Linked DNA regions of Homo sapiens: region 2 is linked to region 1. Evidence: read pairs that join two places in POLR2A ChIA-PET (ENCODE). Cell type or tissue: PC-3. All regions are shown on one strand.

Region 1 (5,000 bases):
TTCATCCAGTAAGCGTTTTCCCTCTGCCACTATCCTAAAAGGCCTCATAAAAAGCAGTAATTGCTACCATTTATTGAATACTGACTCTGTCAGGTACCTGGCTAACACTTTGGGATATGTTGGGTTACTCCATTATACTTGAGGAACCTGGCTGGGCAGTGCTGGCTCAGAGGCCCCAGGTCAGGCTGACCGCAGATTCACATGGCACCCACTGTGCTGCCTTCCTTCTGGTCACAGTCACCATTCTCAGGAACAGTCTGTGTCCAACTCACCACTGCATGTTCTAACACTGGCCAACCTTTACCAGCCTTCAGTCTGAGGAAGTTGTATGGTGAGAGGAAGACAGAAAAGGAGAGAAGCGGGGCACAGAGGGAAGACAGCAGGGGCACAGAGGGAAGACAGCAGGGACTCGGGCAGCCTGGGGGAGGGCTCTGGGGGCCACCTGTGGGAGCTTACCAGCAGCAACACAGCATGCAGTGCCCCTTTGGCCCTTTCATTTCTAAATGATGGCTTGGAGACAAGGGGGGATGCCTTGGGCTATGGCACAGGGGCTGGGGGTACTAGAAACAGCTATTTACCCACTGGTATTAAAATGCTTTAGCAGTTTACCTGCTAATACAGCTATACCCCAAAGCCAGGCTGGATGGAAAGCAACCTGTGTGCTACTGAGGAATGGAGCCACAGGTGGCAGTCACACAGGGTGCCATGTAGAAATACCAGCTGGGGCTGCTGGAAACGGAGCCTTGGTGCAGACTGGAAATGACTTAGCCAAGCCTGTAAGGTGCAGTAGTAAAGACTACACATCTAAATTTTATTTTTTTTCTTTTAACTAGAAGTGTGTTGACCCTTTTCCAATTTTAAGACTTTCAGCTCCTCCATGGTCCCTGTTGAGTTCACACAGACACGAGGCGAGTCTCGGTACGCCACAACGCATCGGTTGGTTTAATCTTGCCTGTTCCAACTTGCTTTTCTCATTGTCTTGTTTCCAGTCTGTGTTAAAGCCAGGCTTTGCTAGGTAACATAAATGTTCTGTTGGAGGCTAGTTACATCATGAAATCAAAACTATCCCCATGAAGGTGGGAGTGATTTAGTCAAAATGTTATTTGGCGTGATTGTGAACCTGACCTTTTCTCTGCTTTATACCAAAGCTCACAGAACAAGTCTCATTGTTTTGACAACTTGTGATTTGTCCCTCGGGGACACCAGATTTCCTGTGCAACCAGAGCTATGGTGTGTAGGCTGACATCAGGCCTTGTACAATGTTAGCAGCAGGGTTTCCTACGTGCACTTGCACGATCAGGACAAATTCAAGTCTTGGGATTCTCTTTCTACACCAAAGCAGATAATGACGTGTAAAGCTCTACATACAGGTGAGCTTCATATAAACCCTCACTTAAACCAAAGAAAAACTGGGCCAGGCGCTGGGGCTCACACCTGTAGTCCCAGCACCTTGGGAGGCCGAGGTGGGCGGATCAACTGAGGTCAGGTGTTCTAGACTACCCTGGCCAACATGGTGAAATCCCGTCTCTACTAAAAATACAAAAATTAGCTGGGGGTGGTGCTGTGCATCTGTAATCCCAGCTACTCAGGAGGCTGAGGCAGGAGAATTACTTGAACCTGGGAGGTGGAGGTTGCAGTGAGCCAAGATCATACCACTGCACTCCAGCCTGGAGACAGACAGAGCAAGACTCCATCTCAAAAAAAAAGATAAGAAAAAAACTGTATTGGCAGACTTTTCCTCAGAAAGAGTATCTCAGGAATTGATTCTAAACTTGCTTCATCAGAACAATCGCCTGAGACCCCCCCCGACCAAACTCCTTTTTTAAGTTCTAATTTCACCCCATGAGCCTCGCCAGCAGGCTTGAGAGAAACACTGTGTACTTGGGAGAAGATACAAACAAGGGTCTCTTCTGTTACTTGTGCTTTCCAAATAATTACTCTAAGGGTAGGTATTTGAGTGGCAACATACCCACCAAATCTGAAGATCTGACACAACTCAGTCTGTTTACAGTGAACACTTGTTGGCATGATAGTCGCTTTGTACTAGGCCAAGGTTGAATTTAAAATTACAGGTTGTATATAATTATATTTACATGAAATGATAGTGGATGTCTTTATTTATTTTGAGACTGGGTCTTGCTCTGTCGCCCAGGCTGAAGTGCAGTGGCACAATCATAGGCTCACTGCAGCCCTGAACTTCCAGGCCCAAGCAGCTCTCCCACCTCAGTCTCCCAGGTAGCTGGGACAAAAGACACGGACCACCACATCTGGCTAATTTTTTTTTATTTTTTTATTTTTTGTTTTTTATAGGGATGAGGTCTTGCTTCGTTGCCCCCTCTGGTCTCAAACTCCTGAGCGCAAGCGATCCTCCTGCGTCAGCCTCCCAAAGTGCTGGGATTACAAACATGAGCTGCTATGCCCAGGTATCTTATATGTTTATATAAATACGTATAAACAAAGGTATAATCTTTTTTAAATGTTTTTTTACCTAAACTGTGTATCAAAGGAGTGAAATTAGAATTTGGATTTTTCATGACAACCTGAAATAATGTAAAGGATCAGAATCTCATTTAAAAGACTGTTTTAGCCATCCGGGAAACACAGACTCCAAAGGAAAGGGGTCAGTGTTCCGGAGCTAAAAGGTTAAGGTCTCTTTTATACAGGCAGAAAACACATTTAGTGGAATCACGGCATTTTCCATATGAGTCTGGCTTATGAGCTACAGCAATTTGATTAGTTACAGCTTGATGTTTTTTCTTTCCAATTGAAAAGACTATATTTAACATTGTGATTTAGAGAGTATAGTAGTTGTGAGGTCCTTGTGTAAGAGAAGAAAGAGGGAAATTATAATGACGATCAACAGTTAGGAGGAAAGGGGTCTTCCCTGCTGCCCATGAGTTTTTTATAACATTTTACAAAACAGTGTAGGTAAAGAAAAAGGATAGTCTATGATCAGAGAAACAGGTTATAGGTGCCTGTTGCATGACTCAGGCCTCATCATCACATTCCTTTAAGGCTCTAAATAAAATTTCAACAGCTTTGATTTTGAATTATTTTCACACAAGTAAAGTGATTTAGTTATGCTAAATTTGAAGAAAGATTCCTTTTTGTCACCAAATTATTAACTCTCAATGTAAAAAATACGCTTTAGTAATTTTGTTAGAGATGCCTTTGAGTAGCCTTGTCCTAATTTTACTTGTTCCTATTTCAAAATGCTACCACAGAGTTAAATTCACCCTTAAAATATAGACCAATCCCAGAAATTAGGTCATCACAGATGACTAAAACATTTGCTCCCACATGGGCAGGTTGGAAAAAATAAAAGAACAAATGTTTATATTGATAGTATAAATAAATGTGATTGGGGCTAGTCCACAAAATTTGAATGCTTTAGGAACAGGCTTCTAACCCTGACAAATGCCTGTAGAAGTTGGATAACAAAGACATTTTAGATGCTTTGCTATCTTAGCTATAGTAATAGTAAAAGGTCATTCAAATACAAAGACTCAGATCCTAATGGCAGTGTTTGGGCTGACCACTGTGCTAAAGAAACAAGATCAGCCTATAGAAACACTCCTGTGATCTCACCGGTCTTGAGAAATTCAGAGGCTGCTATTAGTGTCAGAACAAGCCCCTGGTTTGAAAAAAGAAAATGGGGAAAGTTCTGATGCCTTTTACATCTTAGGAGGGCCAGCTGATGTCATGAAAAAAGGTGATAGTGGAATCTAACAAAAATTCTTCATGATGTTACCCATAATTAGATAGCTGTAAAAATAAATTGGCAACAATATTAATTAAGCCAGGTAATTTTAGAGGTATTGCCAATAATGGTTACAAAACATCCCCCTGTGAATGAAATCCTGATAAAACATTTAAATGTAGACGTGAGCAGGAACTGGAGAGCTTGAAGGCCCTTCAGACCCCTCCAAGTAGACTCCATACAAATGCCTTCTGCCGTGGATTATAAATACATTCTGGTTATTGTTTGTTTATATTCACTGTGGATTGAAAATTTCCCTGCCAGAGTGACAAAAAGTGCTTGATTTTGTTTTCCAACCTGGAAAATCCCCACTTACTTCTAATGACAGAGATACTCCTTTTTCCAGACCAATGCTGTGGTTTGTTTGGCCCTGCTGAGTCTCTTGTTGAAATATGATCCCCAGTGTGGAAGGTGGGGCTTGGTGGAGGGGATGGAGCCCTCGTGAATGGCTTGGTGCCATTCTCATGGGACTAAGTGCTCACCCTTAGTGCCCACAAGAACTAGTTGTTGAAAAGAGCTTGGCACCTTCCCCCACCTCCCTCTTCCTCCCTTTCTCACCGTGTGGTCTGCACGGGGCTCTCCTTCACCTCCACCAGGAGTGCACCCAGCCCAAGGCCCTCAGCAGAAGCCAATGCTGCTGCCTCTACAGCCTGCAGAACCCTGAGCCAAATAAACCTCTTCACACATTACTCAGCCTCAGGTGTTCCTTTACAGCAACACAAAGGGACTAAGACATACTGTTATTAAGAAACACTGAAGTTGTGCCTTTAATCCAGAGATTTCACTGTCCTTGTTTTCTCCAGTCCTCTAGAAAAACAGAACTAATGGAATTTTTTTAAAAATAGCATACCTCTCAGAAACCTCCAAAATTCTACATCTTAAGAAATTACCATTAGCATTATACGATCAACCACCTCTAGGTCCCATGTTGCTTCTTATGAATTCATAACATGCCACTGTATACAGTTTGAAGCTTCATCCCATCTTAGATTCTACATGATTACATTTTATTTCCAGCTTTATCTCAACATAAATATGAACTATACAGTATATCCAAAACACACCCGCCTCTACGTGATCTACAGCTTCTGTACAAAAGGCACACAAAGACACGAAATTTATTGCTATTATAATAATATGCTCCCCATACGATCTGTGCTTCAGTGGGACACTACATCTTATTAGCCCATGTCAGGCTTATATTGGTCTGCCACACACTCATGTATATTCAGAGTGGTTA
Region 2 (5,000 bases), 620 kb before region 1:
ACAGGGTTGGGTGTTTCAACTCATGGTCACATGGCAAAGGCTGTTTTCAGCCTTGTGCCAGCTGATATTGGAACAGAGAGAGCCAGAATGGAGGGGACATGCAGAAAGAAGCACAAAGACCATGAAACTCCATGAGAAAATGGGAGGGGGAAGGTGACTACCTCCCCAGGTCCCCTCCTGCGAGCCCCACTGGCTCTGTTTCCCTGAGATAGCTTGTGTTGCAAGCTTACAACACACCCTGTATCAGCCCTACAGAGCTGATTTAAAGGTGTTCTCTTTCTTCCTTTATCATCAAAGAACCTTAAGACAGCTCTTTATTAGTAAAATGCAAACACTGAACATCACTTACATGCCCAGCTACAATGGACTAGTTAAATAAACAATGGTGGAGTAGCATCCTTCATAATGAAAAGCATGAAGAATAAATAGATATGTGAATTTCTTTTGTGATAATCTTAAGTAAAAAGTTTAGAACATGTGACTATGTAAGACTCTGGCATTGGAAAAAACCACGTGGTGGAAGGAAATAATGAGCCTGGTGTTTGTTGAGCACCTGCCGTGAGTCGGTGCTTGGCTCTGAAGCAGCTTTCAAGCCACCTGTGGGGTAGGCACTGTTAGATGCATTTCTAGATGAGATTTGAAAAGGTGAAATGACTTCCTCAGGATGGAGCAGCTGTTGAAGCTGGAGTACGGATGTCATCAGGGGGAAGCAGAGCTTGGAGTCTCACTAATCTTGCAAACAAATGCTTTTGCAAGGACACCTACCTGCCCTGGGGTCCAGACGAGCACCCGGGAGACCCTGCCAGAGCCATTTCAGACTCATCACCACCATCCTCAGCACACCACTGTGTCCACCCAATCAAAGGTCTCCCACGGCTGGCTGCTCTTACCACCTTCTCCGGTTGGCTTTTTTTCTGAATTCTTCCAAACCTGAGCAAGTACCTCAATGTCAGCTTTTATTAAGCAATTTCAGATAAAGGCAGTTTTCCTTAGACTTTTCTGAGCTCAGAACATCTGACCCAAGAGGAAATTACTCACTGATAGTTTTCAGGCTGCTCTGCTCCTGACCCTTTCTTTTCCAAATCTTCAACTCCACCCCCATCTAGCACTTTTTCCTGAGAGGTCACTACCTTCTTTCTGCAACAGTGTCCCCCAGGCCAAGGTAGGGACTGAGGCTGGTCAGTTACCTGGCGATCCCCTGGCCGGTGAAGGAGCCCTGCCCGGAGTCAGCCAGTCCTCTGGTCTCCATGGCGATCCCCGGCTGCAGCACTGACGATGTCTCCTCACTTGACGAGTGGGCTCTAGGAAATCAGATATGCAGCAAGCAGAATTGATTTCAAGCCCATCTACCTCCTGGACACAGCCAGGAGTGAGACAGTCAGATGTTCTGCTTAGCAGGGAAAGCCACCCTCACAGATCCTCATCCCAGGGGCTCCCCACTTCCCTTTGCCTCCTGCAGATAGATTCTGGATTTTGGTATAAACGTGGCCTTTCCTTTACAGCAAGGAAGGTAGCTACTGTCCAGGGCTAGGTGAAAGGACGGGAAGGTGGCAGTACATGCTGGCCTGGCCCTCATCAAAGCACTGGGTGGGGAGAGGTCCCGGGGCTTGCCATTTCAAGCCAAAGCAGCTGCTTCCATAAAATGACTCCAGAACGAGGATTTTGGTTCCAACACTTCTCGCCTACTGAATTTCATCTTCTGAGGCTAGATTGAATACCCGCTCCTTAGGGGTCTTTCTGAGCCTCCCTTCCCACTGCGTGTGCTGCAGCCACACTGCCTGGGCAGCTGTTTGTGGGCTTGTCTGGCAGGCTTCCTGGGAACCCGCTGGTTAACACGGAGGCCCTGGAATATTGCACAGAACTGGCCTAGCTCTCCACATGCAGTTCAAATAATTTGTACAGTGCTTTCAAATGAGACTCCACTTCCCCTCGTCCCTTTTGCCAAACTCTAGGCTCTCTCTCCTGCAAGGCAGAGGTAAGGTGTGGTGACTCCCCTTGTGCAACCCATTGTGGAAAGTGTGACCCCAGAAAGGACAGGTGCCCGTAACTCCATACAACCACCAGTCACACCAGCAGAGTCTGGTTGAATTGCCTGGAATAAGACTAGGAATGCGTCTGGGAATATTTTCCTTTCTTTTAAACCTCCTGGGGCTGAAGTTTGATCAGCCTGATTAAAAGCCAGCCAGGCATTAGCCTCTAGGGATTTGCACTTCAGTCTATGAGTCTTGAGGAGCCCAGGCAAGACAAATTAATTCTATCACATGACCTGTTCCAACCCAATTAGCCTTCTTAACAAGGAGGCAAGAATTAATACCAGGGAAAAGCTTCAGTCTCTCCCTGGTGATTGATTAGAAGTCAGAGTCCTTGCATCACGGTGGCCAGGCTGCTGCTTGCTTCTCCTCTTCTACAGATTCCTCCCTGCCTTTTCCAGCAACAGGGAGCTCACTCCCATGCCCCGGTCTGCCTGGGCTGTCTCTTGACTGCGCCACCTGCCCACAGATTCTTCCCTCTCTCAGCCTCCCCACATTGAGGCTGTTTTCTGCTGGAACCACCGGGAGTCAGGTAGCTTCGTCTTCTACCTTCCATGACCAGGACCTGTGTGACTTCTGGGTTTCCAGGCCAGAACCCCCAGCTCACCCAGCAATTCCTCCTTGGGGTCAAGTCTCTTCCTTGTCATGGTCCTTCTCCTGTGAGCAAGTTCCTGGGGTCTTGCTTGACTGGGCAGACTCTGGGAAGACTTTATTGCTTTGTGTGTTTCTGGTGGTTTTTGATGGTCACCAGCTACAGTCAGCGAAAACCCAAAGCAGTCCTGTAACACAGGCTGCTGCCAGCCAGAGGACCCCGGCTTGTGTATGCGCAATTGATTTTTTTTGGAATTAAGTATTGGACCTTCCCACTGATCTGAGTAACTCGATGTTTTGGAAGCATTGGTATGCAGAGAACACACTCACCTTTCCTCCCAACACCATCCTACTCACAAACAAAATACACAAACCACATGCCATTCAGTGGCTCTTTTCTGTATGCCAGCCACATACATTTTATCATTTCATCCACACAACAACCCTGTAAGAGAGGAAATGGGAGTTCAGAAAGGTTAAGCAACTTCACCGAGATCCCATAGCCAGGTGGTACAGCCGAGATTCCAATGTTATTCCATCCCATTTCAAAACTTGCTGTCATCCACTCCATGAAGCTGCCCTGTATTTTCATATATGGCACAGATGAAAAGGAAATTAATAGGATGGCTGAGGACTGAGCCCTGTGGCATGCCACTAGAGACATTGCTGTAATCCATATGGCTGTACCATAGGCATGGCTCTTTATTTTCAAACCACCTGATTGAATTCTCCCCTTATACTCATAAGAAACCCACTCTCATCTCATTTGTGTACACATAAAAGACCCTGTCAGAGACCCTGCTGCAGTCCAGAAGCTACAATTCCCTTGCCCGCTTCATATTCTGTATACTATAAAGGCAGGATGCATGTTCCAATGCACCTAGGTTGGTTGCAGGAGGAGGTGGCAGAGGTCCTTGGATTCGAGAAGCTGGCATGGGGGTGGTGGTGATGGCAGCTGACAGCTGGGCGGGGGCCCTGTCACAGCCTGTGTGCCTGGAAGATCTGGAGGCAATCCCAAGGATGGAGGTGTTCTGCCGCCACCAGCAGCTCCTCAGGGAGCTCTAGGCACCAAGCAGTCGGCCCAGCGTTTTAGCGTAGTCTGGTTCCTGCTAATTGCATGAGGGCACATCCTGAGACCAGATTTATTTGCATTCGCGGCAAATGAATTAGATAACATCAGAGCTGGTGAGTGGGTGAGGAAGGCAAAACCCACCCAGGATTGCAAAGCAGGCCTGCAACCAGCAGCAGCGAGAGCTGTTGCATATGGGCGGGATCTATGATGCCCACTCAGGGGGAGGAGGCAGAGTGGAAAGGTGGCAGGTCCTGGTTTGAGTCCCTGCTCCAGCACCTGCAGGCTGAGTATTCTGTGGGCTGGTCACTTACCCTCTCTGGGCTTAAGTTTCCTGATCTTCACAAAGCAAATAAAGCAAAAGTTGGCAATTTCATGTGGATTTCAGTTACCAGAAAGGCACAACTGGCCGTGAAGAACAGGGAGATCCTTACATGATGCAAGTTCCAGGGGCCTGATGGGGGGGCCCATTTTTTCCCTATGCGTTGCCCCACTTCCTTCTCAATGCCTGAAATTCCATTAGATCAATGTCTTTCTTTTAGCTCCAGAGCTTTACCCATATTAAATGCCTGGGGGTGTTTACATAGTAAACTTCATTAATTACTTCTCCCAGAAACTGATTTTACCAGGCAGATGGAGGGGAGGTGGGAAGAGAGGAGAGGAACTGATGTCTGAGGTGACATTTGGAGTCCCCAAGGACACACAGGTACCGAAAAAAAGGAGATGCTTTTGGCGACTAATGCAGGAATGGAAAATGAGAGTCGTGGGGCCAGGCTCTGTTCTGCCTGTGGCTGGTGGAAGGGCCTGGGGCAATGGCTTTACAGGACCTCAGTCTCTGTAAAATGAACAGACCAGGCCAGGACAACCCTGGAGCTTCCCTCCCACGTGTGGGCTGCTATTCTAAGATCCCATGTGGGGTCGATGCCTTCCAAGGAAGAGGCCCCCCTGATGTTGGTAGTTGGCAAGAACAAGAACAACTAGTAGAATGGAGAGACTGCTTTGAAAGACAACATAATTTTCACCTTGTAATGCTCAAGTTCTACGTTTATTTGCACAGAGGAATTAACGTTGGTAAGGTGAAGGTTTCTTGTGACTGGGCGAGGACAGGGGCTCCCATGAGAACTGGAACTGGAAATTAACTTTGCACTTGGTGAAGCATCTGATGTTTTCCAGCAAGATAGTTTTGGGGACATGAGAGTAAACAGAGGTGACCTTTCAGCACAAGGCTGGGGAATACGACACTTTAATTTCCTCTTCTTAAGCCCTGAGGAACTTGAATGATTGGAACCCACTGCTATTGGCCACATGTG

The links. Peaks named below come from ENCODE experiments on the same cell type or tissue, not always from the same donor. Only the 100,000 strongest peaks of a DNase experiment are listed, where the experiment ranks them.
Region 2: POLR2A ChIA-PET joins it to region 1 with 6 read pairs; 2 of 35 experiments call an interaction of 5 or more read pairs at or near these places.

What each region holds. Positions count from the first base shown.
Region 1 is chr2:97,751,115-97,756,114 of GRCh38, reverse strand. It overlaps a transcript of ZAP70 not described here. Among named protein-coding and RNA genes, the nearest start is that of ZAP70, 40 kb to the right of the region's middle. In PC-3, no CTCF peak of the experiment used is centred here; no DNase peak of the experiment used is centred here; H3K4me3 peaks cover 475 bases; H3K27ac peaks cover 478 bases.
Region 2 is chr2:98,373,988-98,378,987 of GRCh38, reverse strand. CNGA3 (cyclic nucleotide gated channel subunit alpha 3) reads right to left here. Exons shown (of 8, transcript NM_001298.3): 3 at 1,188-1,301. Among named protein-coding and RNA genes, the nearest start is that of CNGA3, 30 kb to the right of the region's middle. RefSeq lists enhancers at 1-42, 701-1,468. In PC-3, no CTCF peak of the experiment used is centred here; no DNase peak of the experiment used is centred here.